Regions from separate parts of the Homo sapiens genome. Here region 1 is linked to region 2. A link is an interaction called in ENCODE POLR2A ChIA-PET data of the cell type or tissue named here. Cell type or tissue: IMR-90. All regions are shown on one strand. Each heading gives the region's core, and the rest is flanking DNA. Links, peaks and the distances in the headings are about the cores only.

Region 1 (16,520 bases), core at 4,788-9,787, 260 kb before region 2:
AGGAAGACAGAATATTCTCCCCTTTCTCTGTTCCTTTTTTCCCAGGGAAGGTCCAGGAGGGTCTGTGGTTATCATGAATTGGTGAAATTTCAGATTCTGATATTTTCTCTCGCTTTCTTTGCTACTATTTTCTGCCACAGGTCACAGGATGACCAGACCACTTCACATAATTCTATTTTAAGCTTGCCCTGTATGGACAGGCAGGCTCCTTAGTTTTTTCAAAGGGTGATCTTTACCTGGAAATAAAAATGTATGCAGTTGCTCAGTATTAGGGCACTGCCCTTTTTCTTCTGGAGGTTTATCATTCATGTATCCCACAAGACTATTCTCTTTTTGGTATTCCTCCTTAAAAACATTCACATGGCTGAATCAACATGATATGTAGGTCTCGGGATTCTGAGCTCTTTAGAAACACCTGTTGGGAGGGCTGAAAATGGGACTCTGTGGCTACCTGGCTGCCACATATCCCTAATTACCTTGAGGATTTTAGTTTATGGCCCAAAAAACCGTGGGTGCAAATAAGAGACTTCATCTATATTTTCACACATAATTTTTCTTATGAAAGTAAATTCACCCTACCAAAAAAAGTAGAAAAATTCATAACCTGTCACCGTAACAACTGTCATTAGCATTTTATGTTAGCTCTCCATATGTTTTATAAATTTGACATAAGCTTATTACCTCTGTATATTTTACATTGTTTTTACATCTATTCAATCAAGAATTTTCCCAGGTTGCATCTTTAAAATCATGATTTTTCTAAGAGTTCCGAAATATGTCGCTCAGCTAACATGTGATGGGATGTTTAACTGTTTCCTATTCCTGGGCATTTTAGGTTATCTGCATTTTCTGCTGGTATAAATTGCACTGTGATGGACACTTTTTTTTCACATAACATTTCCATGTGTTGGCACTTGTGTACAAGTATGAAAGGCAACTGCTGCTAGGAGCTATTACTGTTTGCTAAGGAAGATGTAAGCCCTACCCTCAACCTACATAAGAATAATAGTGAAGAGTGCATAGTAAAGAACAATTAATGAAGGCTAAGTAATAAATAGATAGTGAAGATAGTAGAATGTCCCACTGGTGCAGTGGTGGGCTCCTCTCCATTCTATCAGGAACCCTGAGCCATGGGAGTGTGTTTTGCAGAGAACATACTATTGTCCTCATGCTTTTTAATATTGTAAATTATTAAATACTTTTAATTGCTTAGAACATTATTGGCTATTTTGCACTCATGTTGCTGCCTGTTTTGCTCATCTCTTCAAGTTTTTATGTGATTCCAAAACTTTTATACTGTGTTAATGGTTTAAATAACATGTTTTTCCTTATCACTATTAATCAGTGTTATTCCTATTAATATATTTTTGTTTATTATTCCAAAGTTTTAAGGCATTTTTGTTAACCCATATTTACTTTTACTTTTTTCATGCTTTCCTCTATATTTTTTATTAATTTAAAATGTTCCCATTAAGTAGAATTAGAAGAGTTACACAAATATTTTGTGGCTCTCTGTATATATTACTATGTAGAAAGTTGCCACATTTGTTGTAGCTTCATCTATATTTAGCATTTTCAAAAAAGAAGTTATTAATATCATGCATTTAGAAATAGAGCTTTAAAACAGTAATCGTAGGCGGTGCAGCAGGAAGACACAAAAGCATCTGGAAAAGTAGATTCTGTCTCCTTGAGTGCCTGTGACAAGAATTTATTGGTTTGTAATCCAAAGGTTCCTGGCCTCTACAGTTGTCAGAAGTAGCACTTCCCTTTAACTCTAAATGAAAGGATCCATGCCCTCATTATGTCTGACCACAGTCCCAAGGTCTCTGAGACTCCCTGGAGAATATACCCATGTCACCAGGTCAGTCCTGGTTTTTACTGTGTGCTTCGGCCAGCAGCCCCACTCTGGCCTGCATCTCTGATCTTTGGATAACAATGTATTATTTCTTCACTGGCTTCCTTAGGCCATGATTACTCTCCCTATACAATTTCATTCCAAATATGCACATGGGCCTATCAATTAATACTCAGAGCTCAGCTAAGATCAGGCTATAACAATTAAACGAACTCTACTAACAATACAAGAGAACAAAAGGAGATTTGCCATATAAAAGAAAATCCTGGATACTAAATATGAACATTTCCAGAGTTCACAAGCCAAAACCGATTCCTCATTCCTAGGATCCTCCAGAGAATCTATCTTTTTACTCTCTGTTTGCAAGTTGCAGGAACTGGTTCACATCTCCTAATAGTGGGTCTTTGACCTTGCACCCTTCAAGGGAGTCCAGGCCCCTCTGTTCTTCCAGGACCCAGCCAAGGGAAAGATCCATTGTCCCCTCACTACCTTTTAGCCCAATATCCTAACTTGAAAACAAATAAACATCCTGCAACGTCTGTTTCTATAAAAATAAAAAAGAAAACAAACAAAAATATGTAGGTAACATCAATTATCTATAACAAAGCCTCCGTAAATTTGAAAGAGTAGACACTAAAATACATAAAAAGATTGATTTTTAAGAATATATTAAGCAAAACACTTATCCTAAGGAAATTCTAAAAAATATGAAATTTCTTGATTCAAAGTACTATATTGAGTCAAGTATTCAAAATTGAAATATAACTACTAAAAGTGAAAATGAGAATAATATGTGATCAAATAGGTATCATAAGTCACACATTGTGGTTGTGTAACCAGAAAACTCTAAAGAATAAATCAAAAAATTATCAGAATTAATAAAATAGTTAAGTAAAAGGCCTGAATTAAGGAAAACCTGTGCAGAATTAAGTGGTTTTTAATTATTTACCATTATAGATAATTAGGAGGCATAAGGAGGAAATGGGAGTTTATAAAAAGAAAATAATAATAATCTGGAAATCCAGTGAACAAAGTTATCAAATATACTAAATTATTTAAAAATTAACATAAAGGTGGAATCCTATTTATGCATTTATCCTTTAATTCCACAATTATCTTTGCCGTGTCTATGTTGCAGAGACATTTACCACTGAGTGTATATCAGTGAACAAGACAGATATAGTCCCTGCCTTTAAAACTCCCACCTACGTGAGGAGGCATGCATTTTTAAAATTGGCATTTTAAATAATTATATGACAAATTAAAACTGTGATCATTGCGATATATAATGTAGGGGGCTACCTACACATATGGAAAACATGAGGTGAGAGACAGTGGCACATTTGAGGAATTCAAAGGCAGCTATGGTGGCTCAGTGTCAAGAAGAAATGGGAAAAAATGAAGTGGAGGGGTAGAGAGAGGGAGGTCTTAAAAGATGTGGGGTCTTGTTGACTGTGTTAAAAATTTTGACCTTATTCTAAGAGTAATAGGAAGGCACAGAAAGTTTTTATGAGGGTTTGGAAAAATGTGAATGGCAGGAAACAATCTATACATCCAACAGAAGGGGGAAAACTGTAGAAATTATAGCCAGAGCTAGAATATTTGTCATTACTAAAAGTGTTTCCTCAGAATTGTTAATGATATGGACAAAATGAAGGTAACTAAGATCTAATATGGAGTGTGGCATCAACTGTGTTAATATATAATTTGTGTATAACATATTTTCTACGTGTGTATATATGTATATATTTTCTATGTATGTGTATATATATGTGTATATGTAAGTATATATACATATATACATACACAAACATGCATAGAAAAAGTTAACAGTGGTAATCTATGATTTGGGGCTTCCAGTGAATCTTATTTCTTTGATATTTTTCTGGGTTTTCCACATTTTCTATAATGAATGTGCATTAATTTGACAAGTCTAGGAGAACATGGTAATTTTATTTGTGATCTCTTCTGAATTGGTAGCTTATCAACCGATTTATTTCTGGGCTACAAAAGGTAAATGGCCGGGTACAGTGGCTCACACCTGTAATCCCAGCTCTTGGGGAAGCAGAGGTGAGAGGATCACTTGAGCCCAGGAATTTAAAGCCAGCCTGGGCAACATAGTGAGACCCTGCCTCTATTTACAAAAGAAAAAAATACAAAAAATAGCCACGTATGGTGATAAGCTCCTGTAGTCCAAGCTACTCTAGAGGCTGCGGTGAGAGGATCACCTGAATCAAGGAGGTCGAAGCTGCGGTGAGCCGTGATTGTGCCACTGCGCTCCAGCCTGGGTGACAGAGCAAGACGCTGTCTCAAAAAAAAAAAAAAAAAAAAAAAAAATTAAAGTTTCAGTTAAACTTTATTCATTTACTTTTTTGTTATTGTTGTTTAACTGAGTATGGATGAATCTAACACATTTGTGTACATGATTCCCACATCTGGTAATTTGGTAACTGTACCTTAAGAGGGAACAGGTATGTACAGAAAGGAACACAACAGTTCTGAGACTGCTATCATTAGAAAGACCTGCTCGCAAGGTAGGGCCTTGACTGGTGTCTGGAAACTTGAATTTTTGGAAGGTTCCCACCATTTGCAGAACTGGTAAGAGTGGCTTGCTGTGTCTAGACGGTTTATACAACCTACGTGGTGTATGCTGAACACATGCTTTTCTTCTGGAAGTCTGGAGTTTTGGAACATGCTAGGCAGAAGGTAACCACTGTGACCAGCCCCCAGTAAAAATCTTGGGTGCTGAGTTTAATGAGCCCCCTTCATAGATAACATTTCACACATATTGTCACTACTCGCTGCTGGAGGAACTAAGTACACCAGGTGTGACTCTAATGGGAGATAATTCTTGAAAGCTTGGGCATGATTTCCTCTGGGTTTAGCCTTGATTTTGCTTTGATATTTTTGCTATAATAAATTGTGCCATGAGTATAGGTTTATGCTGAGTCCTATGAGTCCTCCTAGCAAACCATTAAACCTTGGGGGTAGTCTTGGGGACACCCCCAACACAATAGCCACCTAAATTTTCATGTTGTTGGAGCTTTTATTCCAGAATTACATTTTAGTTGACTATTAATAAACATTTAAATGTGGCTGGGTGTGGTGGTTCACACCTATAATCCCAACATTTTGGAAGGGTGAGGCAAGAGGATTGCTTGTGTCCAGGAATTTGAGATCACCCTGGCAATAAAGCAAGGCTATATCTCTACTAAGTAATAATAACAATAAGTCATTTAAATATAAGAGTTTAAGGAAACATGCTGAATCCATCATTTCAGTAAAAGATGGTATTTATATAGTTTTTATTTTATATTTTAAATATTGATGGATTGAGACAGGGTCTTGCTGTCGCTCAAGCTGGAGTGCAGTGGCATGATCATGGCTCATTGTAGCCTTGACCTCCTGGGCTCAAGTGCTCCTCCTGCCTCAGCCTCCTGAGTAGCTGGGACTGCAGGTATGCACTGCCATGTCTGGCTGAATTCCTAATTTTTGTAGAGTCAGGGTCTTGCTATATTACTCAGGCTGGTCTCAAACTCCTGGCCTCAAGAAATCCTCCTGCTTTGGCCTCTCGAAGTGTTGGGATTACAGGTGTGAGCCATTGTGCCCAGCCATATTTGTATTTGCATATAATACAGAAGTAGTAGTTAAACCTGTGCTTATAAGTAGCTATATTACTCACTTGGCTGGGCATTGATGATTCACGATCATAGTCCTGTTGTGTTTGAAAATGAAAAATGTCTAAATAACTTCCAAATATTATGCAGTTCATCTAAAACCAAGTAATTCCCACTTTATACTTTACCATATTTTTCTATTTTGCTTCAAGTTATTAGAATTCAACATAGTATATAGCTTTAGCTTTTTGTGTGTTTTGTTGCTAAAACATGTTTATTGTCAAAAGTAAGCAACATATGAAAACATGCATTACCCCACTATACAGTAACAAACACTGCTAACATTTCTGCATACATCACAGCCATCCTGTCTCGTATCCTGTTCAGTTTTTTGTCTTTTATGCACATACATACAATATTTTTAACAGAATTGGAATGTGTGTATGTATTTCTGCTTTGTTTCACTTAACATTAAATTGTGAATATCTACATGTCAGAAAATATCCTTTTAGGGCAAAATCTCATTTGCCGCATAGAATTCTATCTTATGGATATTCTGTATAATTTACCAGTCTCATCTCATGATACATATAAGCAATTCCTCAATTGTTAGTATTTCAACAATTAACATACTTGATTCAGATTTTCCAAAAATTATATTTTAAAAGCATTCTAGAGGTATATAAAATTCAAAAAATATAAAGATATCAAAGATATAAAACTACAGAAGGTTGTATTCTAAAGAAAATGTTATTGAATATTTACATAATCCCAGAGAAAGAGTTTTTAGGCATGACTTCAAATAATGACAAATTATAAAAATTGTTAGATTTTTTGCAGAAGAAATAGAAACATACTTGCTATAGAAAAAGACAATATGTAAAAAGGTTAAAATACAAATGACAAACTGAGAACAGAGAAACAAAGAAATTGAGAAAAACATTTGTAATCCTTATAACACATGAAAACTATCAGCCATAGCTTACATATTTACCAGGAAAGAAATAAAAGCAATTGATAAATAGAAAAAAAGAATCAGTAGGGAATTTGCAATGGCCAAGAAAAATATAAGAATGTCTTCAATTTCATTCTAGAAGATAATAAAATGTAAATTAAGATAGCACAAATACATTTATCCTGTCAAACTGTCAGTAAAAAATTATAAGACCCAATATGAATATGAACGTCTACACCTTCAGCAAGGTTTGTGACATGACTTCTCTGTCACGCTTATGACCAATGCAAACAAACAGTCTTACGCAAATCTAAAAGTGGGTGTTAGTTTTAACTGCCGATTGTTGGACACTATTCTAGACTATCGAATTTGAATCTCTAGAGGTGAGTCTAGGGAATTTACAAGCTGCCCAGGAGACCCTTAAATGCATTGAGGTCTGCGCACCTTTGGGCTAGATGCCAGAAACGTGAAGGAAACTAACAATGTAGATGGTGATTTTCATATTATGCTGTAGTCTGTGTTCCCCAAGATATCCCAATAATCATTTTCATCAGTGACTTAAATGATGATCTAAAGATCGTCCCTTTCAAATTTTCAGATATCACAGAGCTGGCAGAGTTAATGAGTATCTTGGACAATTGCACCAAATGCAATGGATTGGGATCACTAAATCAAGACGTAATTTGATAGAAATAAAGGTAAGGCCACTTTATTCCAGATACCAACTGCAAAAGAGACAAGATAATAGAGAAAGTTTGGGCTTTAGCAGCACTAATGATTGAAAAAGTCACAGGGCTTTAGTTAGTATCAGTCAACTTTATGAATCAGCTACCCAGAAAGGCTAATATGATTTTAGGATGCACTACTATAAATGAAGTAACTAGAATGACAAGAAAATTGACCTTTATTTTATGCCAATCATTCCACATCAAATGTGCCTCAGGTTAGGTGCCAAACTCTAGGAGGCTATTCATAAATTAACCTATATTCGGAGAAACCAACAAGTCTGAAAAAGGGACTTGAAATCATGTATACGATGATACATTGAAACAAGAGATTTTCAGCCTGAAAGAGAGTAAAGTAGCATTGGAAAAGAAGAAGCATAGTTGGAGTATTTATTTCTTAATTTGCTTTTTCATGATTTATTGCTTTATAATTATAAAAGTCACATGGTTGTCCCTGGGTATCCGGGGTGGGGGGCGGATTGGTTCTAGGACCCTCATGAATATGAAAATCCATGGATACTCAAGTACCTGATAGAAAATGGTGTAGTATTTGCATAAAACCTTTGCACATCCTCTTGTATACGCCAAGTCATGTTTAGATTACTTATAATACTTAATATATTAGGAGATATACCTAATGTTAAATGATGAGTTAATGGGTGCAGCACACCAACATGGCACATGTATACATATGTAACAAACCTGCACGTTGTGCACATGTATCCTAAAACTTAAAGTATAATTTAAAAAAATAATATAAATGCTATGTAAATAGTTGCTAATATTATATTGTTTAGGGAATAATGACAAGGAAAATAGGCTTGAATATGGTCAGTTCAAATGCAACCATCTTTTTTCCCCCTAATATTTGTTTATCTGTGGCTGGTTGGAATCTATGGATGTGGAACTAATGGATGTAGAGGGCCAACTGTATACTTGAATTATTTTAAAAATTAAAAATTGAAAAAAACCTCACTGAATGTGATTTTAAACATGTTTCAAACATTTCAAAATACACATATAATATCCAGGAGAGCTAAGTCTATAACCTTACCACCCTAAATTTTATATTTTCCAGACTTTAAAACGATTCTTTCACATTTATTTTTCCAGTGAAATTTAGAATCATTTTGTTAAGCCAAAAAAAGTTCTATTAAGATTTTGATTAGATCTACATGGAATTTATGGGCTAATTTGGGGAAGGTTGACATCTTTTCAATACTGAATTTTTCTATCCCAAATAAGAGCCCTTATGTCCTTCCATAGAGTTCTTCAGAAATTTAAAAATTGAGATATAATTCAAATACCATTAAATTCACCCTTTTAAAGTGTAGGATTGGATGGATTTTAATAAGTCTGAAGAGTTGTATGGTCATCATCATTATCAAATTAGTACTTTAATTTCTACAAAGAAACCCCCACCCATTAGCAATCACTCCTCATTCCTGCTTTTCCAAGCCCCTGTCAAATACTAACTGACCTTCTGTCTATATGGATTTGCCTATTCTGGACATTTCATATAAAGGGAAGCACACAATATGTGGCCTTTTGTGTTTGGCTTCTCTCACTTAGCATTATGTTTTTAAACCATGTTAAAGCATGTTATCAGTGCTTCAGTCCTTTCTATTGTGGAATAATATTCCATTGTTTGGGCATATCACATTTTGTTTATCCATTCATCAGTTGATGGACTTTGGATAGTATCCACTTTTGGGCTATATGAAAATTCTGCATGAACATTGTGTACAGGTTTTTTTTTTTCTAACAAAAATGCCATTCAGAATGTGTACAAATTTTTATGTGAACCTATGTTTTCAGTTTTCTTGGTGTATATACCTAGGAGCAGAATTGCTGGATCATATGATTACTCTGTGTTTAGAGAAGAACTGCCAAACTATTTTCTAAAGTAGCTGCACCATTTTACAATCCTACCAGCAATGTACAAGGGTTCCAATTTTTCCACATCCTTATCAACACTTATTGTCTATTTTAAAAACTTTAGCTATTCTGTTGGGTACGAAGTGGTATCTCATTTGTGTTTCCTGATAGCTAATGATTTTCTTTTTCTGGAGTACGGTAGCATGATCTCGACTCACTGCAACTTCCACCTCCCACCTCCCAGGGTCAAGCAATTCTTGTTCATCGGCCACCTGAGTTGCTGGGACTACAGGCATGCACCATCACACCCAGCTAATTTTTTTTGTATTTTTAGTGGACACAGGGTTTCAGCATGTTGGCCAGGCTGGTCTTGAACACCTGACCTCAAGTGACCTGCCTGCCTTAGCCTCCCAAAGTGCTGGGATTACAGGCCTGAGCCCCATTGCACCTGGACAAGTGTTGAACATGTTTTCATGTGCTCATTGCACATGAAAGCACATTAATGTGTTTTCTCTGGAGAAATATCTGTTCAAATCCTTTGCCCATTTTCAGTTGAGTTACTTGTTGACTTTTAAGAATTCTCTATATATTCTGGATGCAAATCCTTTATCAGATAAATGATTTGCCAATATTTTCTCCCATTCTGTGGGTTGTCTTTTCACTTTCTTATAGTATTCTTTAAAGCACATGAGTTAATTGTGAAGAAGTCCAATTTATCTTTTTTTTCTTTTGTTATTTGAGCTTTTGGTGTCATATCTAAGAAACCACTGCTTAATCCAAGCTGTAAAGATTTATACTATGCTTTCTCCTAAGTTTTACAGTGTTAGCTCTTATATTTAGGTCATTATAGTTAATCATTTTGAGTTAATTTTTGACATGGTGTGAGGTAAGGGTCCCATTTCTTTCTTTTCATGTGAATATACAGTTGTCTCAGCACTATTTGTTGAAAAGCCTATTCTTTTATATCAAATTGTCTTGGTGTTTTTGCCAGAAATCAATTGACCATAAGTGTATGCATTTATTTCTAGATTCTCAATTATATTTCATTGATTTGTATGTCTATCTGTATGAAAGTATCATCCTGTCTTGATTACTGTAGTTTTATAGAAAGTGTTAAAATTGATGTGTGTGTCCTTTAACTTTGTACTTTGTTTGTTCATTTTTTTAGGGATGGGTTCTTGCTCTGTTACCCAGGCTGGAGCACAGTTGTGCAATCATAGCTCACTGCAACTTTGAACTCCTGCGGGGGCTCAAATGATCCTCCCACCTCAGCCGCCTGAGTAGCTGGGACTACAGGCATCTGTCATCATGCCCAACTTGTACTTCTTTTGTAAAATTGTTTCAGTTATTCTGGGTTCTTTAAATCACATGAATTTTATGATCAGCATGGTAATTTTGGGGGAAAAAGGCACCTGAGAGTTTGATAGGAATTACATTAAATGTATAGATTAATTTATGGAGAATTTCTCTCTTAAAAATATATATATATTTAATTTTTATTTTTAGTAGAGATGAGGTCTTGCTATGTTGCCCAGGCCTCTTAACAATATTAAGTCTTCCAATCCATGAATACAGAATGTCTTTCCATTTATTCTATTTACTTAGGTCTTTTACTTTTTCAATGATATACTATAGTTTTCAGTTGTTAAATTTTGAACTTTCTTTTTTTTCTTTTTTTTCAGACAGAGTTTCACTCTTGTTGCCCAGGCTGGAGTGCAATGGCATGATCTCGGCTCACTGCAACCACTGCCTCTGCCTCCCAAAGCCATTCTCCTGCCTCAGCCTCCCGAGTAGCTGGGATTACAGGCGCCAGCCACCACGTCCGGCTAATTTTTTGTGTTTTTAGTATAGAAGGTGTTTCACTATGTTGGCCAGGCTGGTCTCGAACTCCTGACCTCAGTCAGTTCACCTGCCTCGGCTTCCCAAAGTGCTGGGATTACAGGCGTGAGCTACCACAACCTGCCTGAACTTTCTTTGTTAAATTTATTCCTGGGCCAGGCGCGGTGGCTCACGCCTGTAATCCCAGCACTTTGGGAGGCTGAGGCAGGTGGATCACGGGGTCAGGAGATCGAGACCATCCTGGCTAACACGGTGAAACCCCGTCTCTACTAAAAATACAAAAAAATAGCAGGGCGTGGTGGTGGGCGCCTATAGTACCAGCTACTTGGGAGGCTGAGGCAGGAGAATGGCATGAACCCAGTAGGTGGAGCTTGCAGTGAGCCCAGATCGCGCCACTGCACTCCAGCCTGGGCGACACAGCGAGATTCCGTCTCAAAAAAAAAAAAAAAAAAAAAAAATTATTCCTGAGTATTGTATTTATTTTTTATACTATTATAAGTGGAGTTGTTTCGTGAAATAATTTCATTTACCTTCATTCTTTGTGTTACTGTCATAAATTCTACATATGATATAAACCCTACAACACATTGCCATGATTTTTGCTTTAAATTGTCAGTTGTCTTTTACGAAAATTAAGAACAAAAAATGCAGCTGGGCGCGGTGACTCACGCTTGTAATCCCAGCACTTTGGGAGGCCGAGGCGGGCGGATCACGAGGTCAGGAGATCGAGACCACGGTGAAACCCTATCTCTACTAAAAATATAAAAAATTAGCTGGGCGTGGTGGCGGGCGCCTGTAATATCACAGCTACTTGGAGAGGCTGAGGCAGGAGAATGGCATGAACCCGGGAGGCGGAGCTTGCAGAGAGCTGAGATCGCGCCACTGCACTCCAGCCTGGGTGACAGTCTCAAAAAAAAAAAAAAAAAAAAAAAAAAAATGCTAGCCTTTTACATTTACTCAAATATTTACCATTTCCAGTGCTTTTTATTCCTTTGTATCAACACAACTTTTCCTCTGATATATCATTTTCTTCAGCCTAAATAACTTCCTTTAGCATTTCTTATATTGCAAGTCGGCTGGATACAAATTCTCCTAGCTATTCTTTATCTGAAAATATCTGTATATCATTCTCATTTTTAGAGAATAGAGTCACTAGCTAAATAATTTTCAGGTAGTTTTTTTTTCTTTTAAAGAAAATGCTGAAATTTTTTTTATCATTTTAAAGATGACATTCCCTTGTCTCTTAATCTCCACTGTTTATGATAGATCAGCCATCTTTTGTATCCTTGTTTTCCTGTTTTTTGGGACAGAGTCTCTGTCGCCCAGGCTGGAGTGCAGTGGAACAATCTCAGCTCACTGCAGCCTCTGCCTCGCCGGTTCAAGTGATTCTCCTGCCTCAGCTTCCCAAGTAGCTGGGATTTCAGGCCACGTTACCACGCCCGGCTAATTTTTGTATTTTTCAGTAGAGACAAGATTTCACCATGTTGGCCAGGCTGATCTTGAACATCTGACCTCAAACGATCCACCCGCCTTGGCCTCCCAAAGTGCTGGGATACAGGCATGAGCTACCACGCCCGGCCTCCTATATTTAATGTCTTTTTTTCCTATAGCTCCTTTAAAAATTTCTCTTTACTTTGACTGCAATATACCTAGGCTTGATTTTGATTTTCTTTTAATTTATGCTATGTGAGTTCTCTAGGCTTTTTGAAGCTGTAGGTTTGGTTTATCACCGATTTTAGGAATTTTCAGCCGTTGTAGCAAACCAAAAAAAATTTTTTTGATGCTTCCTCCCCTTATTCTTAGGGTGTGGCTTTTACTTACAGTAATGGTCCTTATTCCCTAGGGCATTTCTGGAATCTCAATGTCCAGGATTCTCAACAGGGCCTCTCAACACTGTCTCGACTAGAAACCCAACATCTCTTAACCCTATGTGACTCTCTTATCTCCAGTCAGTTCAGTCTTGCATCAGCTATAGTTTGCTGGACCTGTGAAGATGCACCCTGTGTATATACAGCTCAGTCTTTAGCTAATAACCCACTGGATGCCTCCATGCAGACTTCTTGACCCCTCCTTCTTTGTGCAGCTACATCATCTCCCAAGCCATAATCCAGCTGCTTCAGCAGCTCCAATCTCTGACTCCTACCTCATTAGCTCAGTGAGGCTGCTATGTTCTGCTTGGGCTTCACTTTTCTACCCAGTCATCTGGAAATTGCCCCCAGGCAGCAATCCAGGGAAAATGTGAAGTTCATACTATGTATGTTCCCTCTCTTGAGGATTATGATCCTGCATTTCTTGTGGTCCAGTACCTGATAGCAATTGCCTTATATATTTTGTTAAGTTTTAGAGTTGTTTAGGGTGGTTACACTGTCATGGCAGAGATGAAACCTGACTTTTCTCGTTAAATGGTTGATTTAGAATATGCAAAATATGCAACCAGATATATCTAGCTTAAATGAGGCTAGCAAATTTAGATGTTCACAGGAATAATCCGGAGACATTAAAAACTAATAAGATGGTTTAGCTGTAACTCTTCTAACTGCTGAGTTATATGTATGTCCTTTGAAAACATGTTGGTCAAACAAAACTCGTGAGTATTATAGCTCAAAATCCCTGGTGGCAACCTCTGGCTTCGTAAACTTAGTCTCTCTAAGTCTCAGTTTTCTCATTTGTAAAATTAGAATAATTATACTTACAAGGTTATTGTGAGGTTTAAATAAATACTTAGCAGGGAATATTCATTCAATAAATAGCTAAGAGCTAGTTTCATCTACAGATCTTGGATTCTCCATCAGCTCAGTCAAGGAAGCTGATTCTACTAGCTACTAGGACCCATGACTACCTTCCTCAAAAAGATCACTGAGGGCTGGGCGTGGTGGTTCACACCTGTAACTCCAGCATTTTGGGAGGACGAGGCAGTGGATCACTTGAATTCAAAAGTTTGAGACCAGCCTGGCCAACAAGGTGAAACCCCATCTCTACTAAAAAGACAAAAATTAGCCAGGTGTGGTGGAGCATGCCTATGATTTCAGCTACTCGGGAAGCTGAGGCATGAGAATCACTTGAACCTGGGAGGCAGAGGTTGCAGTGAGCCGAGATTGCACCACTGCCTGGGTGACAGAGGGAGACTCTGTCTCAAAACAAACAAACAAACAAACAAACAAAGGGGGGCTTCTCGTTGCCTTTAAACCAGTCAAAGCATAGGTGAAGTCCCCATCACGCTTGCTGCTTCCTTACTCTTGAACTAGCCACTCTATAGTCCTTCACATGTCAAACTACCATTCCCTCTAGAATTACTGTTCTATAGCCAGTGACAACTATCCCTTTATTTTCAACTATTGCCTGCATGTTCTCTCTCTCTCTACTTTCTTGCCTTTAAATCTGGCTTTTCCTAAGAAAACTAGAAGCAGCTGTGGCTGTTTACTTTATTTATTTTTATTTTTTTCTTTTGTTTTTTGAATCAGAGTTTTGCTCTGTTGCTCAGGCTGGAGTGCAGCGGTGTGACCATGGCTCACTGTAGCCTCTGCCTCCTGGGCTTAAGTGATCCCCTCACCCCAGCCTCCCAAAATGCAGGGATTATAGGCGTGACCCACCCTGCCTAGCCCATATACTTTCACTAATCCTATTTGCCATAGGACCAGCAAGTAGAGCCAATATCCTTTTGTAGCTCACCATTTCCACTTCATTTCTCCACCATCTCATAAAAACCTTCTCCACTGAGGCTTATTCCATTAAACTTTATTCTGCCCTATTGCTTGCTATTTCATATCAACATTCCTAATTATTTCCCTAGGATTCATTCTAAAATCTTGGTACCTGTCTAATCTCCACCTCAATTCCTGTCTTCTTTCCACATTAGCTATGGGTGAAGATGACATTGATGACCCATTCTGTGCCATTAGCTCTGAGCTCCTTGATCTCCTAATCAGTCGTGGCCTCCTCCTCTCCACTTCTGCTGTGTACTCGCATGCTAATCACTAGCACTTCTAATCGATCCACTTATAAAATTACTAATTCATATATAGGTATCCGTAACCACAGGCTCCTTTCCTTACGGTAGCTTGTTCAACACTCCCATCAGAGTTTTTAGCAACCTCTTTATAACAGTAACCTAATAACTCTTTTAGCATCTCTTTTCTTCATTTCCTTCTTTGTCTCCAGATTAATGTCTAGAGCTCAGGATTTCAAAAACACTCCTTCCTGTAGTCAGAATTCTCTTTAACCTCTGTTTTGTTCATCACCTTGGTTTGGTCTGTCAAATCCCTGATTCCAAATGAATTCATTCATCTGTTCCTTCCCTATCTGTCCACACCAAGTGCTGCTGGCGGAAGCCACACAATAGGTCACAGGAGTTCAGCTATAAAATAGTCATTGACTCAGCCATTCTCCACAATGGCTATTTCAAACTTCCTACTTCCCTTCTTCCTACTATGAAGTTTTGGTCAACTGGAGTAATGCAATCTGAGCCCCACATTATGTGAGGTATAGATAGAGGCTCTGGTCTAAAGCCAGGGACAAATGCTTAACTTTTATTCATAAACTTGGGCAAATATGTGGAGATTCTCAGTTCATCCACGAATAACACCTTCCCAGTGTTCGCTTTTATAGAGTGAACCCAGTTCTGACTCAGTACAGCATTTGAGTCTCATGGTTTCAGCTTCCTTCAACACAGGGCACTAAAATCCTTGTCCCAAGGACTTGTGTCTCATCTGGGTCCTCTATGGGCTTCGTACCTTAGCTCCCACTAAACACATTCCTTCTATTTCTCATATCTTGAGATGTCTTACTCTGTCTCTTTCTCTCTCTCTCTCAAGTTCTATATTTTAAAATATTTTAATATAATTTTATATAACATTTATATTCATTTGAAATGAGAGGGAATTATTTTCACTGTGTGCATTTTTTTCCATCCCAACCTAGAAATCTAAACCTCTTGTTTGCAGCAGATATAATTTTAGTTGTAGCTGATGTAATTTTATATTTGTGTGATTATTTGATTAACGTAAATATCCTCTACTGGACTCAAAACTTCATTAAGGGCAGAGACCATGTCTACTTTTTGCCCACCATGTGTCTTCGGCACAGAGCATAATTCCCATGTTTTATAGGTATTCAATAGTTGATTAAGTGAACAAATTTTTATTTTAATTATTACATATGTAGCAATGGCTCTTAGTATCCTGGACTATTGCTATTCCTTGATCATTCCTCTTACCTCACCAATCCAAACTTCCTTCTCTTAAGACTCATGCTGTTTGGATCAGGTAATTCTCATCCTCTGCTTGTCATCTTCAGATTTTACTCCATACTGGTTACAGTTATAGGAATATCCTCTCATTATCTGAACCATCCTTGAGTCATTTAGGATGACTTTGGCTGCAGACAAAAGTTTAATTTGCCTTAAAAGATAAGGGAGGCCAGGGGCAGTGGATCATCACCTGTAATCCTTGCACTTTGGAAGGCTGAGGCAGGAGAATTGCTTAAGCCCAGGAGTTTGAGACCAGTCTGGGCAACATGGCAAAACCCTGTCTCTACAAAAAATACAAAAATTAGCCAGGCATGGTTGTGTGCACCTGTAGTCTCAGCTATTCAGGAGGTTTAGGGAGAGGATCACTTGAGCCCAAGAGGTTGAGGCTACAGTGGGCCATGATTGT
Region 2 (16,520 bases), core at 4,071-9,070:
AATATTTTCCCCATTTTGATAGTAAGAAAATGAATTGTAAATAAAATTTCCATTACGTTTCTCTATCCTTGAAGTTTCTGTCTTGGGTAATACATATCTTGTGATTCATGAACTGCAAAGAAAAAAAATCCACAGGATTTTGTCATCAGCTACATTCTATGAGCATTTTCAGCCAGATTTCAGTACTTGTTTAGATTTATATTATTTTGGGAGAATCTTAATTTGTAGTTAAAAAATTAAATATGTTGCAAAACCAATTATAAACTTCCTGTTAATGTTGAACTTTTGCTAGGGAAAGATTCTAAGGGGAATTTCCTTTATCCTTTTAAAGGGATAAATATTATTCAAATCACCTTAGTAACAGTTGGACCACAGTCATGCAATTAGTTTAGTATCACTTTCTAAGTTAGATGATGTTGGTCTGGAGTTGACAACATTGATTTTCTGTGAAGTTTACAATTTATTATTTTTTAAATAAGGGGGAAATTTTGCTTTTTAAAACTTTTGCAATTTATCACTTAGTTTACGAGGCAAAATAGATTTCACCATTTTGAGAACTGTGAGTTATTTTCTATGTGAAGAATATATGTGGTACCATTGTTTTTGATTGGGTCTCATAGTGCACATTATGTAAAAGAAAACAAATCTTACTGTCTTTTTTATGATACAGCAAAGTGAAGACTGAGGATCCTGAGTGTGCATAGTGCATGCATGTTATGTGTTATATGTGTATGCATACATATGTGTATATATATAGTTTTACAAGTTTAAAATAATATCAGTGACTTGAAAATTGTAAGGGCTTACCAGATAATCTCTTTGTAGGCCTTGGAGTAGCATTGTTTTTTTTTTTTTTTTCCTTTGGTTATTGATGGGTAATAATGCTCTGGTAAATCAGTCTTTTTTTTTTTTTTGAGATGGAGTTTCGCTCTTGTTGCCCAGGCTGGAGTGCAATGGTGCAATCTTTGCTCACTGCAACCTCTGTCTCCCGGGTTCAAGTGATTCTTCTGCCTCAGCCTCCTGAGTGGCTGGGATTACAGGCATGTGTCACCACGCCCAGCTAAATTTTTTTTTTTTTTTGAGATGGATTTTTGCTCTTGTTGCTCCGGCTGGAGTGCAATGGTGCAATCTTGGCTCACTGCAACCTCTACCTCTCAGGTTCAAGCAATTCTCCTGCCGTAGACTCCGGAGTGGCTGAGATTACAGGCACCCGCCATCACACCCGACTAATTTTTGTGGTTTTAGTAGAGACAGGGTAATACCATGTTGGTCAGGCTGGTCTTGAACTCCTGACCTCAGGCAATCCACCCGCCTCAGCCTCCCAAAGTGCTGGAATTACAGGCATGAGCCACCACGCCCAGCCTAATTTTGTATTTTTAGTAGAGATGGGGTTTTATCATATTGGTCAGGCTGGTCTCGAACTCCTCACCTCAGGTGATCCATCCGCCTCAGCCTCCCAAAGTGTTGGGATTATAGGCATGATCCACCACGCCCGGCCTGGTAAGTCAGTCTTAACCTTAGTTACTTCACCCTAAGACAGAGCTGGGTAGAAATCAGAAGACAAGAATTAGGAAAAAAGGAAGAGGCAGTGACCCATCTTAAGGTTTAGACTGTATTGTTTGATTGCGAGTAAATTAAAGCCTTTCCTTTTTTGTATGCTTATAGACCTCAGGGGTCACATTCTGTTCCTGAGAATAGTAGCTACCATTGGCAATGAAGTATGTGTGCATACATCCTGGATCTAATTAGGTGGTTGTGCTGCTTCCATATTTTTGGAACATTATTCTGACTTTATTTGTTCTATTTGTAGATAAGAACATTCAGAGGAACACATCTCTCCCCATGTAATTATCTCATTTAGCATTTTGCCTACTCAGAGGGCATGGCTAAATGTTTTAGGTACAGGGAAAAGCTGACTTTGGTGGCAGTTCTTTATACTGTCTTCTCAAATTAAGAGGGTCCTCTATTCAGGAATGTTTCCTGCATAACGAATAGACATTCCTTGAAGCATGATGACCCCCCACCCACTGCATTTGAATGTAGAGCAACATCTTACATGGAAACAGTGATAGTATAGGAAACACAAAATAACGTCAAATAAACTCTAATTAATAGCTTCACAAATTCAAGAAGACACTGTATTGACTAAATTAGTACATATTACTATGCAAAAGTATCATTCAGAGAACAGTGTTCCTGAAAATAAAAAAATCTGATCGCCTGCCCTCCTTTATCCATTACTAATAAACAGACAAACCAAAAGCCACTACCAAGTAGTGAAATGGATATAGCTAAAAATCAAATATTTGACCTTGAAAATAAGTCCACGATATCACCCAGGATACCAAATAAAAAGTAAAGTGTTAAAAATACAAATGAAAAATTAAGAGACATCAAGGATCCATCAATTTTTAAATGTAGATTCCCAAATATCCAACATTCATTGTAAAAGAAGTCTCAGATGAACAGAAACAATGGAAAGAAAATTACTCAAAGTAATAGGATATTTCCTTAATCTAAAGACGAATGTGAGACTATAGATAAAATTGCCAATCAAGGGCCAAGCAAGAATTATGAGCAAAGCCAAGACATTATATTCTAGTGATATCTGTGATCTCCCAAAGTTAATGAAAGACATTGTGACAGTTTCAGGTAGGAGAGGATGAGAAAAATATTTGGTTAATGGCCTAGGTTGGTAGCTAGCTAGCCAGATCCTTGTTCTTTCTTTCACTTATTTTTTTTATTCATTCAACAAATGTTTATAGAGCACTTACTATGTGCCAAAAATTTTGTTAGGTAATAATAGACACAGTGGAGTAAAAATAGTCTGATGACAGAAGTAAACAATAATCACATTATAAATAAAAATAAATTACACCTGTGATAACTTCTACCATGGAGTGTTTTATAGTGCTGAGAGCATATTACAAAGGGATTTTTGACTTAATCAGGGAAGGCATCCCAGAAGTAGCGGTAAGTAAAGTGTGAGTAGGAATTAGATTGCGAGGAGAGCAGGTAACATCCCAGGAAGAGAGAGCAAACACGTACAAAGGCCCATGGTTAGGGGGATTGTGATAGACTGAAAGGAATGGAAAAACTAATATGTCCAGAAAGCAGACATGCAGTGCAAGACAAAGCTTGGCGAGTAAGTAAGGACTCGTACTATGCAGGTGTTTTACACAAAAAGAATGGGAATCATACATCAGACTTCTCACCTGCAAGACTAAATACTAGAAGACAGTGTTCTGAGAGAAAATGATTTTAAGCTTATGCAAACTTTCTAGAAAGAATGCTCATGGATACACTCTAGAAAATGGGGGTGGGGGAGGGAGAAGAAAAGAGATTCCAAAAAAAAGATGTACGTTAGAAGAAACAATGTGCCACCTAGGTATGTAAAATAAGCAGCCCTCAGTGGAAGCTGAGAAGCAGGCCTAGAAATCAATGGGTTCGATTGGGTTAGTAAGTCAGCGGGCTGCAGGAAATGTCTTTGGGGATAAATTGTATAATTAAAAAGTTGGAAATACATCTGTGGCATGCTTCTGCTGTAATAAACTGTGTGTTTCTTATCTGTAACAAAAGAGAGAATAAAAAGAAAAAGCAGTTAGAAGTTCAAGGGAAAACAAAAATCTGTTCAAAAGTCATGGTGTTGAATCTGTTTTTTAGTAAGAGAATTAAGGGCATCACATTTATGATATCTAGTCACATGTTTGGGCTTATTCTTGACATTCTATTTACGTGTGTGCATTTCCTTGCTTTTGCTTCTGTCTTTTCTTTTCCTTCCTTTTGATAAATTGAGTTTTCTTTTCAAACTGTTTTGTTCTTCCTTCCTTTTTAAAAAATTTTTGTTTGTTTCTTTAGTGGTTTGAGTGGTACATCCAATATCTATTTTTAATAGTGGCTAACTTTAAATTTTAAAAACGTACTTTAAAAAATTCAAGATATAGGCCGGGCACGGTGGCTCATGGCTATATTCTTAGCACTTTGGGAGGCGAAGGTGGGCAGAACAGCTGAGGTCAGCAATTCAAGACCAGCCTGGCCAACATGGTGAAAGCCCAACTCTACTAAAAATACAAAAATTAGGCATGGTGGCGTGCACCTGTAATCCCTGCTATTCAGGAGACTGAGGCAAGGGAATCGCTTGAATCTGGGAGGCAGAGGTTGCAGTGAGCCAAGATCATGCCACTGCACTCCAGCCTGGATGACAGAGTGAGACTCAGTCTCAAGTAAAATAAAATAAAATTCAAGATATAATTCGGTTTCTACAGTAGCCCCCAAACAAGACAAAACTTTTAGCAAACTTTCTACTCTTCTGCCTCCTCTTCTTACCTTTTACTTAAGAAAAATCAAGACTTCTAGTTTCTTGTTGTTAAAATTTCTAAATTTATAAATATCTGAATATGAGTGAGTTGAATATATAAAAAGCACAAAAAGTAATACGGCAATCATCTAATGACCAAACATTAAAATCAAACATGCTAACATTTTACATAATTTGCTTCAGGTCTCTGAAAAGAATTGTAGATATAACCAAAGCACCGTCCCCTACTCCTTCCTCCTGCCTGTCATCTCAGAAGTTGTCCGGAAATTGCTGCTGCTTGTTCTCATTCATGTGCTTGCACTTTTATTATGTATCTGTGCACTCATTTAAAAAACCCTCACACTTAAAAATAATTTGGCCAGGTAATACAGGTTAAAATTATAGGATACAAATTCTGAACCTTCAAAAGTGTGTAGGAATTGTTCCACCATTCTAGAATTTGGTCTTCCAGGGTCTTCCTTATGCCCCTTTGAATGTCCTATAGCATCCATTTAAAGACCTTACACACGGTAGATGTTAATGTTTATTTTCCACCCGTAATTTAATGACATTTCTACTTATTAATTTTTCTTGTTTGGGATATATGTACTAGGCGCTTAGCTATGACTTGCTAATTCATCCAATGGAAGATACTGAGTGTCTGCTGTCGCCAGGCAATATTCTAGATTCCAGAGATACAGACATGAAAGAGGTAGCATTCCTTCCTTCATGAAGTTAATATTCTTGTTGAGGGAAGATAAAACAATAAACATGTAAACCAATAAATACAATAATTTTGGGTATAAATAAAGGATATATCATTTGGGTATATCAGCATGTGATGATAATAAAATGGGAGAATGTGGTGATGGTGGTGGGCTGTTGCTCTGGCTAGGATAACCAAGGATAGCCTTTTTAAGAAAGCGACATTTAATAAGTAAATAGACATAAAAAGCTGCAGAGAGAGTAATCCCAGCAGATGGATCTATAAATGCAAAGATCCTGAGACAGAAATGGGCTTGGTCTGTGTGACTGGAACCTCGTAAATGAGGAGCGAGTGGAAAGAGATGAGATCCAAGAAACTAGCAGGGCCAGTCATGTGTAGGGCATTATGGATAGCAGTAAGGATTTCAAGTAGGAAGACTTTGGAGGGTTTTAAGCAGGAGAGTGACTTAGTGCAAATTGATTTATGCTTGTTTTGTACAAGCTGGACTTTAGGGAAGCAGTGTGGAGGAAGAGGAATTGGTTAAGAGCCTGTTGCAATTGGCAGATAAAAGGTATTGCTCACTTGGCTAGGATGGTAGCAGTGGAGAAGTGGTTTTACCTGGCTTTTCAGCACCTGAATGGTCTGTAAGAATGGCACTAGCATTCAAGTCATTTCAATGTGGACTTTCCAAGGTACAGTTGCAGGATGAGAGTTAGAGTCTGTTGTAGGGTATGGAACTTGTACGTGCGCAATACACACTACTTAATGTTAAGGAGAGTACACCAGAGGGAAGGCAGCTTTGGCATTCTCTTGGGCACAGGAAAGTAGCATTGTGGTGATCAGGAGAGTCTAATGAAGCTAAAACTGTCACCCAGGAATGTTAAAAAGAGAACATAATGAGTATTCTGCTCTGCTTTAGAGCTCTGTATGGTGTTATTATCCTTCTCTAAAAGATAAATGTTGCTCTCAAGAGTGAGTAATGAAAATACTAGAGCACATCATACAATAAATGAAATCATGAAACTTTAAATGTATGCAACATGTGCTGTGACCAGGAAGGAATGGCAGTGTTGAACACCAAACTAGATGGAGTAAAATTGGTATCAGGGTGGAAATAATATAGAACAATAATACTGTGGAGATACCTCAGGTAAATTATATAGTTTCAATAGTCAGGAAAAAAGATTTTTTAATTAATCTGGGTTATTCTTTTAGAAAAAGCGTTAATCTCAAAAAGCCATCCACATACACCCCCATTATAATGAACCCTTAGCTGCAAGACTGGGGAAGAATAAGCTTTGCATCTGTGGCCACTTTTTCTGACATAGGCTCTGTTAAGATACATAGCATTGAAGGATTTCCTAGCTAACTATGTAGTATGTGTGTACCTTAATAGCAGAAATCACAACGTAACTACAGAGATGAACTAAAATTTGATTAGATTCTGGGATACCACGCTGCCTGACCTGAGGGAATAAACAATTTAGGGAAAACAGAAAAAGCAACTTAGGCACTCATTTATTTTCTCCCTTGATTCCCACCGCAGGTCTCTGAGATGGGACTGTTTCTGGGATCCTCATTTGAAAAACAAGAAGAGTGAGGCCACCTTGGGCACAGTGCTGTTGTAGAATTGATTTACCTTGACTTGTTTTGGATCTATGGGATGTCTGGTTCTTTTGTAAAAACACAACTTTGCCAGCCAGACTAGAAACGCTTTCTGTGTTTTTCATCAAAAATCTTGGACACTGTCTCTAGAGGTCTTCTCTGGCAAGGACTGTTTTCCTCTTTAACTTTGGTTCTTGCATTCCATATGTAAGCAAAGTTCAACTAGTTAGGAAAAAGTCATTCTAGAAAAAAAGACTGTAATTGTGAGACCAGATGGTAAGCATTATTCAGCTGATGAGGTTGGATAGATTTGAGGGAAGGTGTGGTAATATGATCTCGATCTGCAGCTGTGACCTGTTGTTCCAAAACAGCCTCATTCCTCCCTGCCTTTTGCGTCTGCATTCCAGCACCTCTCCCTCCATCTTTGTGGGCATTGGGGTTCTCACAGATTGCTTTGACAGATGCATCAGGGAGGAATAAAGCTTGTTCAAGGAAGAACAACCCACGGATCTGTTTTGAATATCCTCCACCCCATGTTACTTGTAATATTGGCAAATCAGGGGACAATATAACCACTTTTGTTCAGCGTGCTGTGAGACAGTTTCCCATGACACAAATTGCCATGAGCCTATTTAGATGTAATTAAGGCATTTCCATTAGATGTCTTGCAGGTACCTCAAACTAAACACATACTGAACCCAGCTCATCAGCTGTCTTCTTCTCCTTACCTCCCTTACAAAACACCAGTAAACATTTTCTCCTGTGTTTCCTCCTTCAACCAAAGTGAAAATTTAGAAGTCATTCTAGACTTCTCTGTCTCATCCATCTCATGGAGTCCGTCTCCTAAATACTTCTCCAGTCCTTCTATATCTCTTCCCAGTGCTGCTGTCCTGATTCTGGCTTTCATTATCTCTCTTCTGGAATTTGGAAATAGTTTTGCCTTTACTTTATTTTCTTCTTCCACTCTGTCACCAATGTTGTGTCTTAAATGAAAATCTGACCAGTAAGGCCAATGAGATTACAATCCCATAGTGGGAGGTGTGGGTGAAGGTCTTTATTTTTTAAAGAAGCTCTGCAGACTATTGTAATGTGTGGCTAGGGTTGAGAATGTATGCTGGACTGGACAAATTTCAAATAGCCAGATATACAAGACCTTTGTGACCTTGGACATCTTATCTTCTGCTACTTCTGTTTCTGATGTTACAATAAATAACCACACTTCTTCATCCTTTTTTTTTTTTTTTTTTTTTTTTGAGATGGAGTCTTGCTCTGTCACTCAGGCTGGAGTGTGGTGGTGTGAGCTTGGCTCACTGCAACCTCTGCCTCCTGGGTTCAAGTGATTCTCCTGCCTCAGCCTCCCAAGTAGCTGGGACCACAGGTGTGCGCCACCACGCCTGGCTAATTTTTGTATTTTTAGTAGAGATGCGGTTTCACCGTTGTTGGCCAGGCTGGTCTCAAACTCCTGACCTCAGGTGATCCACCCACCTCGGCCTCCCAAAGTGCTAGGATTACAGGCGTGAGCTCCCGCACCGGGCCCTTCCTCTTACTTTCATACTGTTGCATACCATTCATCGGTGTTGTGCCTGGGTTTGTGGGATTCTTCTATCAGAAATGTGCTGGAAATATACAAACTACTCAAAGCACTATGACTACTGAGTACTATATTTCATTCCCCATCTTGGTAGGTGATGGCATTGACCCATGAGAACCTCCAAAATGATTTGCTTCCCTATGTTGTCTCTCTATTCCCTCTTGTTATCTTCTTCATACCCAACTGCAAGTCCTAGGAATCTCTTTATAATCAGGATAGTATTGTCTCAGAGCCTTTTGACATGCCAGCTCTTTCTTGTCCAAAACACATTTTCACATTCTGCCCTTGGAGAATCTATCCTAGGGCTCTGCAACGCCAGCGTGCCACTCACGTAAGTCATGGTGGTCAGGTAGATGCACAGTTTATAGAGGGCTTTTACAAGTTGTATCTCAGTTTGATCCTCACTGTGCCATGTGGAGGAGGCAGGGAGCTATTATTTCTCCACTTCAGAGGTGCTGAGATGGAGGTGTTTTAACTCTTATCAACCTTTCAGGTGTACGCTGAACTCTCTGTAGATTACATGTTGATGGGGTCCACAATGCACATCTCAAGTCCTGTAACCTGATTGAATTATGGTTAGCTCCTTACTATTAAAGGGGTTTAGGTGTGGTTTATTATTGTTTTCAGAAGCTCAAGGGGAAATCCTTAATTTGAGCAAAATTTATTTCAGAATATCCATTCATTGTGGGTTAGGAACCTCATCCCTTACAATTTTCCAGCCCCCATTTTCGTCTTCTGTAGTGCATCCTCATCTTTTGGTCAGTTTGATCCTTGAGGCCTCTGTGAAATAGAAAGGAGGGGGAGGGGGGCGCAGAATTTCCATATGATTGGTTTTAGATGTTGATTTCGGAGGCCTGTACTGTGAGTCACTGAAATTATTGGATTGAGTCTTGAAGATCCAAACACAGAGTGTTGGGACTGTGTGGTTGGGCTTAATCCTAGTACAAAAACCAGTTCCTTTCAGTGAAGAAGATAAAGGAGAGGAATCCAGGTTCCTCAATGAAGCATCCATACATAGAAGCTCCTGTGTCAGGCTGTGGTGTTTCCCACTTCCTGCCTTCAGTCTAGCAGGGTTCCTTGCATTTCTTGGTCTAAAAGTAAGGCTTATGGGCTCTTTCTGGAAAGATCTTACACCTTTTAAATTTTAACATGGGAAGAAATTATAAACAACAAATGACAGTGTTTGAATTCTCTCACTTTTGAGCAAAGTCAAGCAGCTTAAGTATGAGAGAATAAAGATATTCCCTTCTGTTGCCCAGAAGGAGAAAAAGATCATTTTATTTAAAATCTAGCTATTGAGATGCATGTTCCTTGTGTCTAATCAAGTTCTGAATTTGAACTCAATTAGAGCTTTGATAAAAGGAAGGGGAAAGGAAACTTGAAAGAATGCTGTTCCATTCATGAAGGGACTGTGTGTTTTTAGTTTCCAAGTAAATGGCATAATGGGACCATGCATTTTCCATCCAAGCATTTTCCATCCTGAGAATAATTCCCTTCCTGGCTTCTCAATGAATAATGCATTATTTCTGAAACCCAAGAGGCATTCCTTTGATTTTCCTTTATGTTTAGCTTTCTGAGTGATTTTCAAGCAAGGAAATTCAAGGACTTGGAATGAATGCTTTATTAACATTTTTATTGAAGTTCAAATTGCTCCTTGGCTATTATCTCCTGATATTTGAAATATTTTTTTCTCTCCAAGGAAAGTCTAAGGTGTTGTATTTATTAGAAAATGAAGTACCTTGGCCAATCTTCAAAGTGAACAGCAGTTTAAAACCAATACACATTTGTGTTGTAGAACAAAGAGCTTTATGGGGGTACTTTTCTCCTTTATTTTCATTTCCCTGCTGAAAAGTTTCACAAAAGAAAGCTCAGATTCAAAAGTGGGCTGTTTGGAGACTAAATCTCATTTGTTTACATTTTGTGAAACTAATTCCTTGAGGCTGGACCAAATCCATGACCCCAGTCCAAGCCTGCATCCACCAAAGCCAGCGCCATTTAAATCTGAAGATGCAAATGCCCTTCTGGGGTTGCTCCTACTTCCGCTCTGCCTGATTACACATATGTAGCCTGCCTGATTACACATATGGGGCCCATTAGGTGAGGTGTAATGGGACACAGTGGTGCCCACCGCTGTTGGCTCATGTTCTTTCAGTAGAAGATCCCCAGCAGAGTCTGGAGTAACACAGTGGTAGGATTTAATGCTATTTTACAACCTCCATTTTCCTGGGATCCAAATGATGAGTGATTTCAGAAACTAAATGAAATAGAATTAAGCATCTCATCTATATTTTCATTCCTCTTACAGTTATAGTAAAATTGTAATGATTCAGAATAATTGGGGGAAGAAAGAGAACAAAGTTGATCTAAATTAGTAGAACATCTGAAATAGTAAATTTGGTTTAAAATATTTAATGTTATCATTTTCAAGATATAGAAATGTAATATTTTCTAGAGCTTGAACTCTGGAGGCAGCCTCTAAGAACAGAAACTCTGGGATTTTTCTGCTTTCCAGTACTGTGGCCTTGAGCCAGTTATATAAACTTTCTGGGTCTCAGTTCCTTCATCTGTACAATGGGGATATTAGTTTCTATGTCATATGGCTACTGTGAAAATTCAATAAATTATTACTGGTAAAGCATATAGGACAGCACTATGTGGGTAGTTGTTGAATAAAAATAAAACATAGATCTTGTCATTGAAAATCACAATTTCCAAACAGGCCCATGCTACTCAGCAGGTAATAATTATTATTGTTATTGTAGATACAGATTGAGTGATTATTTCCTTAACACTTGTTTAATCCATACAACAAACCTTATGAGGTGTAAATATAATCATCTGCATTTTCAGATGGGAAAATTAAGGAAAGAAAGTAGTTTGCCTAAGTTCACCCAGTTTATTACATGTCAAACAAAGATTTGGGCCCAGACAACCTGAATCCAGAAACTATGCCTTAATTAAACATTAAAGGACACTTATCATTCGTGCTTATCTTTTGCCTGAAAATAACACTGCTATTAAAAACCATGTTGTTATGTGAGGTGAAGTGTTTCCTGAATGCAGTTTTTCATATCTCAATTGCTTATCAAACTCTTTGTGTTTTGCTCAAAATAATAATCATCAATGTCTCATAATTGCTTGATTTTAGTAACGTCCAAAATAAAATTTTAAGTTGACTATCGTTAAATTTTTTCTGATTTTCTCAGGAAATGAGTATTTCATTTGCGACAATGGTGGCTTCCAACTTCAGTATTTTTATATTGAACTGAAATCATTTCACTTTATGGTCGCATGTTTTATAATATTTTTTCATTCTCTTTTTAAAAATCCTTCTGATCCCTATCCTTGTCCTTGTAGGGGCCTTTATCATCTGCTGGACTCCTGGATTGGTTTTGTTACTTCTAGACGTGTGCTGTCCACAGTGCGACGTGCTGGCCTATGAGAAATTCTTCCTTCTCCTTGCTGAATTCAACTCTGCCATGAACCCCATCATTTACTCCTACCGCGACAAAGAAATGAGCGCCACCTTTAGGCAGATCCTCTGCTGCCAGCGCAGTGAGAACCCCACCGGCCCCACAGAAGGCTCAGACCGCTCGGCTTCCTCCCTCAACCACACCATCTTGGCTGGAGTTCACAGCAATGACCACTCTGTGGTTTAGAACGGAAACTGAGATGAGGAACCAGCCGTCCTCTCTTGGAGGATAAACAGCCTCCCCCTACCCAATTGCCAGGGCAAGGTGGGGTGTGAGAGAGGAGAAAAGTCAACTCATGTACTTAAACACTAACCAATGACAGTATTTGTTCCTGGACCCCACAAGACTTGATATATATTGAAAATTAGCTTATGTGACAACCCTCATCTTGATCCCCATCCCTTCTGAAAGTAGGAAGTTGGAGCTCTTGCAATGGAATTCAAGAACAGACTCTGGAGTGTCCATTTAGACTACACTAACTAGACTTTTAAAAGATTTTGTGTGGTTTGGTGCAAGTCAGAATAAATTCTGGCTAGTTGAATCCACAACTTCATTTATATACAGGCTTCCCTTTTTTATTTTTAAAGGATACGTTTCACTTAATAAACACGTTTATGCCTATCAGCATGTTTGTGATGGATGAGACTATGGACTGCTTTTAAACTACCATAATTCCATTTTTTCCCTTACATAGGAAAACTGTAAGTTGGAATTATCTTTTGTTTAGAAAGCATGCATGTAATGTATGTATGCAGTATGCCTTACTTAAAAAGATTAAAAGGATACTAATGTTAAATCTTCTAGGAAATAGAACCTAGACTTCAAAGCCAGTATTTGTTTAGGTCATGAAGCAAACAATGCTCTAATCACAATATTAACTGTTTAATTAAAATGTTGTAACAAGTATAAAACAGGGAATGTAAGTTTATTACCAAAGTGATATGTATTCCAAAAAAGTCATAGAAGATGAAGCACTATAATATTGTTCCCATATATTTAAAATACCCAAGTACATTCTAATTACCAGTATATCAGAGGAAAATTTTCGTAGTCTTTGTAAAATAATATACTCATCATAGAAAACTTGAAAAATGCAGAAATGTATAAAAAAGCAAAAATGATTACTGATAATATCACAACCCAGAAGTAACCACCTTTAAAAAGCAACCCCCATGTATGCCTATATGTGTATTGTATACTTTTTTTACATAATTGGAGTCATACTGTAAACAGTTTTATAAGTAGATCTTTTTCATTGCAAAATTGCCACATTTTCTTATGGCATTAAAAATTTTACAAAAACATAATTTTAATGGCTATATTATATTCCATTTAATGGATGCAACTCAGTTTATTTAACCATTCCCATGTTGTTAACTATTTAGGTTGTTTCTAATTTTCATTATTATAAAGTTGCAGAAATTTGGTGTACATAAAACTGTCTCCATATAATTGATTATTAGGATATATTCCCATGAAGGATTCTTTTTTTAAAAAAATGTGAAATGTCATCTTGTACTTACACCTTTCATGAAAAGGGATTTCCTGCTTTTGTACTGCATGGGTGGCAGTTGTGAGGAAAAGCCAGTCAAATGACCTTTTTACAAAAGAAATGCAGTGGTCACTTCAGTTGAGAGTGACTTTTTAATACAACAAGATCAACTAGAAGAATTCAACTGTCTCAAGAATCAAGGTACCCCAATATATCTCGCAATTCCAAACTTTGTTTGAGGGACTCGTTATCCAGCTCTTGGTAGCCACACCTGCAATGTAAAATGGAAGAAAATGCAAAGAAACCAAATGTGCCGAGTGAATAAAGGATTGTCATATCAATTAGTGTGGGTCCATCTGTAGCAAATGGGTTGAGTGTGTCAGTATGTGGTTGGTTACTGTGTATTCGCCAGGAATCACCCCGATAGGCTGCCACCCTATTAGGTGATACCTGTTTAATATGTTGTCCAGGTAGACTAGTAGTTGCATCAGTTTGCTGTAACAAGTAACCAGTGAGGTAACACAGTGGTGAAGCAGGTCAGGGGAGGTCAGGAGGATGTCTGAGAGAAAGAAGTCCGGGAGATGAATGGCTGTCTAGGAAGGAGGATGTCAGTGCACGGTTAGTGTTTGAGCAGAGGGCAGACTTGTAAAGTACCTGTAGTGAAAAGAATGTGGGGACCCGATTAGCAGAAAGGTGTTTGCACGTACTTTATACAAAATACAGAATACTTTATATTGGAAGTGAAAGAAATGAACGTGGACTTTTACACATGTGCATATTTTTCTGGAGGCTATATGGATTATTTGAAATGAAAAGCATACTAATTGGACTTTAATAAATCATTTTCAATCAGCGTTTGGTAATGTGTGGTTCTGGTCAGTGCTATTTCTCTTGTTCGAGAGTCTTCCAGCTTGCATTGCGTGGGTGTTTTTCCCACTATGACCTCCTTTATTTCTCTGTAACAAGGGCTGCTTAACCCTGAGGCGGAGCAACCGTGTGCTCCCCCAGCCCACAACTGCTTTTTTTCAATCTGAGTAATAAATCTTGCCAATGTCTGGGAGGTGGTAGTTTATGTTCCTTGAGAGGAGACAATTTATTAAGATGGTACTTTAGCTCAACAGGATAACCGTTAGAGTGGGTTTCTTTTTGAAAGACTGATTTTACAAAAAATTTTGACAACTTTATGAAACACTCTCACTAGTTTATAAAGTCACGGTGGTATTTCTACTTATAGGTTTAATAACCAACAAGATAAAAGTTATATATATATCTTCCAATGATATAACCATTATAACATTTTCAGTATATCACTAAGGTGTTGGAAAAAGATAAAATATTTATTCAAGTGAATGTCTCAATGAGGATTTGGAAGAGAATTCTGAACCTTTAATTTTAGGTGGATATAAGATTGTTAGAAATCAAATATCTTTGAACTGGTCTTTACAAATTAGCCACCCCTCACATATATTCCTCTTTTTAAATTAGTGAAACCATAATTTTCAAGACCTAAAACCGCAACTAACGTATAATTAATGAATCTTATCAGCCTTCCTTTTCTCCTTCCCAGTTAGCTATTGTTTTAGGTTCCACTGTTCATCTTCCAGTTTATTCCAGAATTCTCTCAGCTTCTGAAATATTATATACTGCTTCTAGCTCCTTCCCTTAAAACCCAGAGTGTGCACTCATGCTAGGTAAAAACTGTAGAAACACCTCTTTTATCACATCCCTTCACTATAACAAAGTAAACAGAACATTTTAATGAAAAGAGCTTTTGAAACAAAGTGCTAATTGTTTCATATCAACTGAGCTTCACCTGATTCCAAACCCCATAAGAATTAGGGATTATTTGTGGGTTTAGAATGGTGGTTTGTGAATGAGGTTGGACACTGCATGATAGAAGAGATGTACGTAACTAGGAGCCAGGATGTATTGTTAATCTTCCTAAGCAAGGGCTGTTCATGTTCTAGCATTCACCTGCATCTTGTGTAGTCTACACAGCAAATTCTCTAATTCTTCCCTTAATGTTATAAAGCTCATATTCATAGACTATTAACAAAATATTAAATTATAAACTTAAATCATAAATTATTAGCAAATAGTCTATGAATATGAGCTTTATAACTCTGAATATGAACTTTAATGATGTGACATGTAATGACCATTTGAAAATATGCTGAATTTGCAAACTAAGGCACATCAGTCGAATCCACTTATTTTTGTATGACCTATGAGCTGAGAACAGGTTTTACATTTTTAAATGGTTGGGAAAATATTTTGTGACACATGAAAATTATAAGAAATGCAAATGTCAATGTCCATAAATAAAGTTTTATTGGAATACAGCCATCCTTATTAGTTTATTAATTCCCTATGACTGCTTTTGTATCATTAAATACTAGCGCAGAGTGGAGTAGTTGCAACAGAGTCTATAATGGCCCTCAGAGTCTAAGATATTCACTCTCTGGCCCTTTATTGAAAAAGTTTTCCAATCCTTGATTTAGAAGATTCCATTTTCAAAAAAAAAAAAAAAAGTTTCCATTTTCAATCATGCTATCCTCATTTGATTATGGATGTTCATTAGAAGAGGAAGAAGGAGAAATTGGGCACAAGATTCCTTAATCTAGCTCTAGCCTGCAGAGAGAATTCTCAACCCAATTTTTTATGTTAAAGATAACTTGCATTTTGGAACTTATGGAAAAGCTAACCAAATTTACAGATTTTGTGAATAAATTGCCAACATGATGCCCCATCAGCCCTGAATACTTTTTTATGTAATTCCACAGATAAGGACATTCTCTTTCATAACCTCAATGCAATTATTAAAGTCAAATTAACATTGATGCAGGAACTATCATTTAATTCACAGATCCCGTTCAACCTTCATCAATTTGTCCAATAAAGTCCATTATAGCAAAATAACCTAATCCAGGCTGGCTGGCTGTATTATCTCTCTTTGAGTCTTCTTAAATCTTCAACAGTCTCTTAGTTTTTTCTTGACCTTCATGACTTTGTCACTTAAAGATCACAGGTCATTTTTTAGAATGTCTCTCAACTTGGCTTGTCTGACATTTTCAATGGTATATATATCATTTATCTTTGACAAAACAAGAGAGAAATTCTGCTGTGTTTCTTCCGACTACATCCCATCAAGCAGTACATCATGTTGATTTGTCCTATTATGTACTTTGATTATGTAGTTAAGGTGATGTCTACTAGGTTTGCCACTATGAAGAAAACAGATACCTGTTGCACACATACCCTCAATCATTTTTTTATCCTTTGTAATAAGCACCCTGTAGAGAGGTAATTGGGACTATGTGAGTATCCTGTTCCACATCAAATTTTAATGTCTAGTT

The links. ChIA-PET counts read pairs that join two places held together with the same protein. Peaks named below come from ENCODE experiments on the same cell type or tissue, not always from the same donor. Only the 100,000 strongest peaks of a DNase experiment are listed, where the experiment ranks them.
Region 1: POLR2A ChIA-PET joins it to region 2 with 11 read pairs; 2 of 35 experiments call an interaction of 5 or more read pairs at or near these places.

What each region holds. Positions count from the first base shown.
Region 1 is chr9:111,130,125-111,146,644 of GRCh38, reverse strand. No RefSeq gene overlaps it. Among named protein-coding and RNA genes, the nearest start is that of LPAR1, 100 kb to the right of the region's middle. RefSeq lists an enhancer at 6,684-6,853. In IMR-90, for the core only: no CTCF peak of the experiment used is centred there; no DNase peak of the experiment used is centred there.
Region 2 is chr9:110,870,759-110,887,278 of GRCh38, reverse strand. LPAR1 (lysophosphatidic acid receptor 1) reads left to right here. Exons shown (of 6, transcript NM_001351411.2): 6 at 11,557-14,016. The coding sequence ends at 11,858. Among named protein-coding and RNA genes, the nearest start is that of LPAR1, 160 kb to the left of the region's middle. In IMR-90, for the core only: no CTCF peak of the experiment used is centred there; a DNase peak (open chromatin) is centred at 6,958; H3K27ac peaks cover 1,994 bases.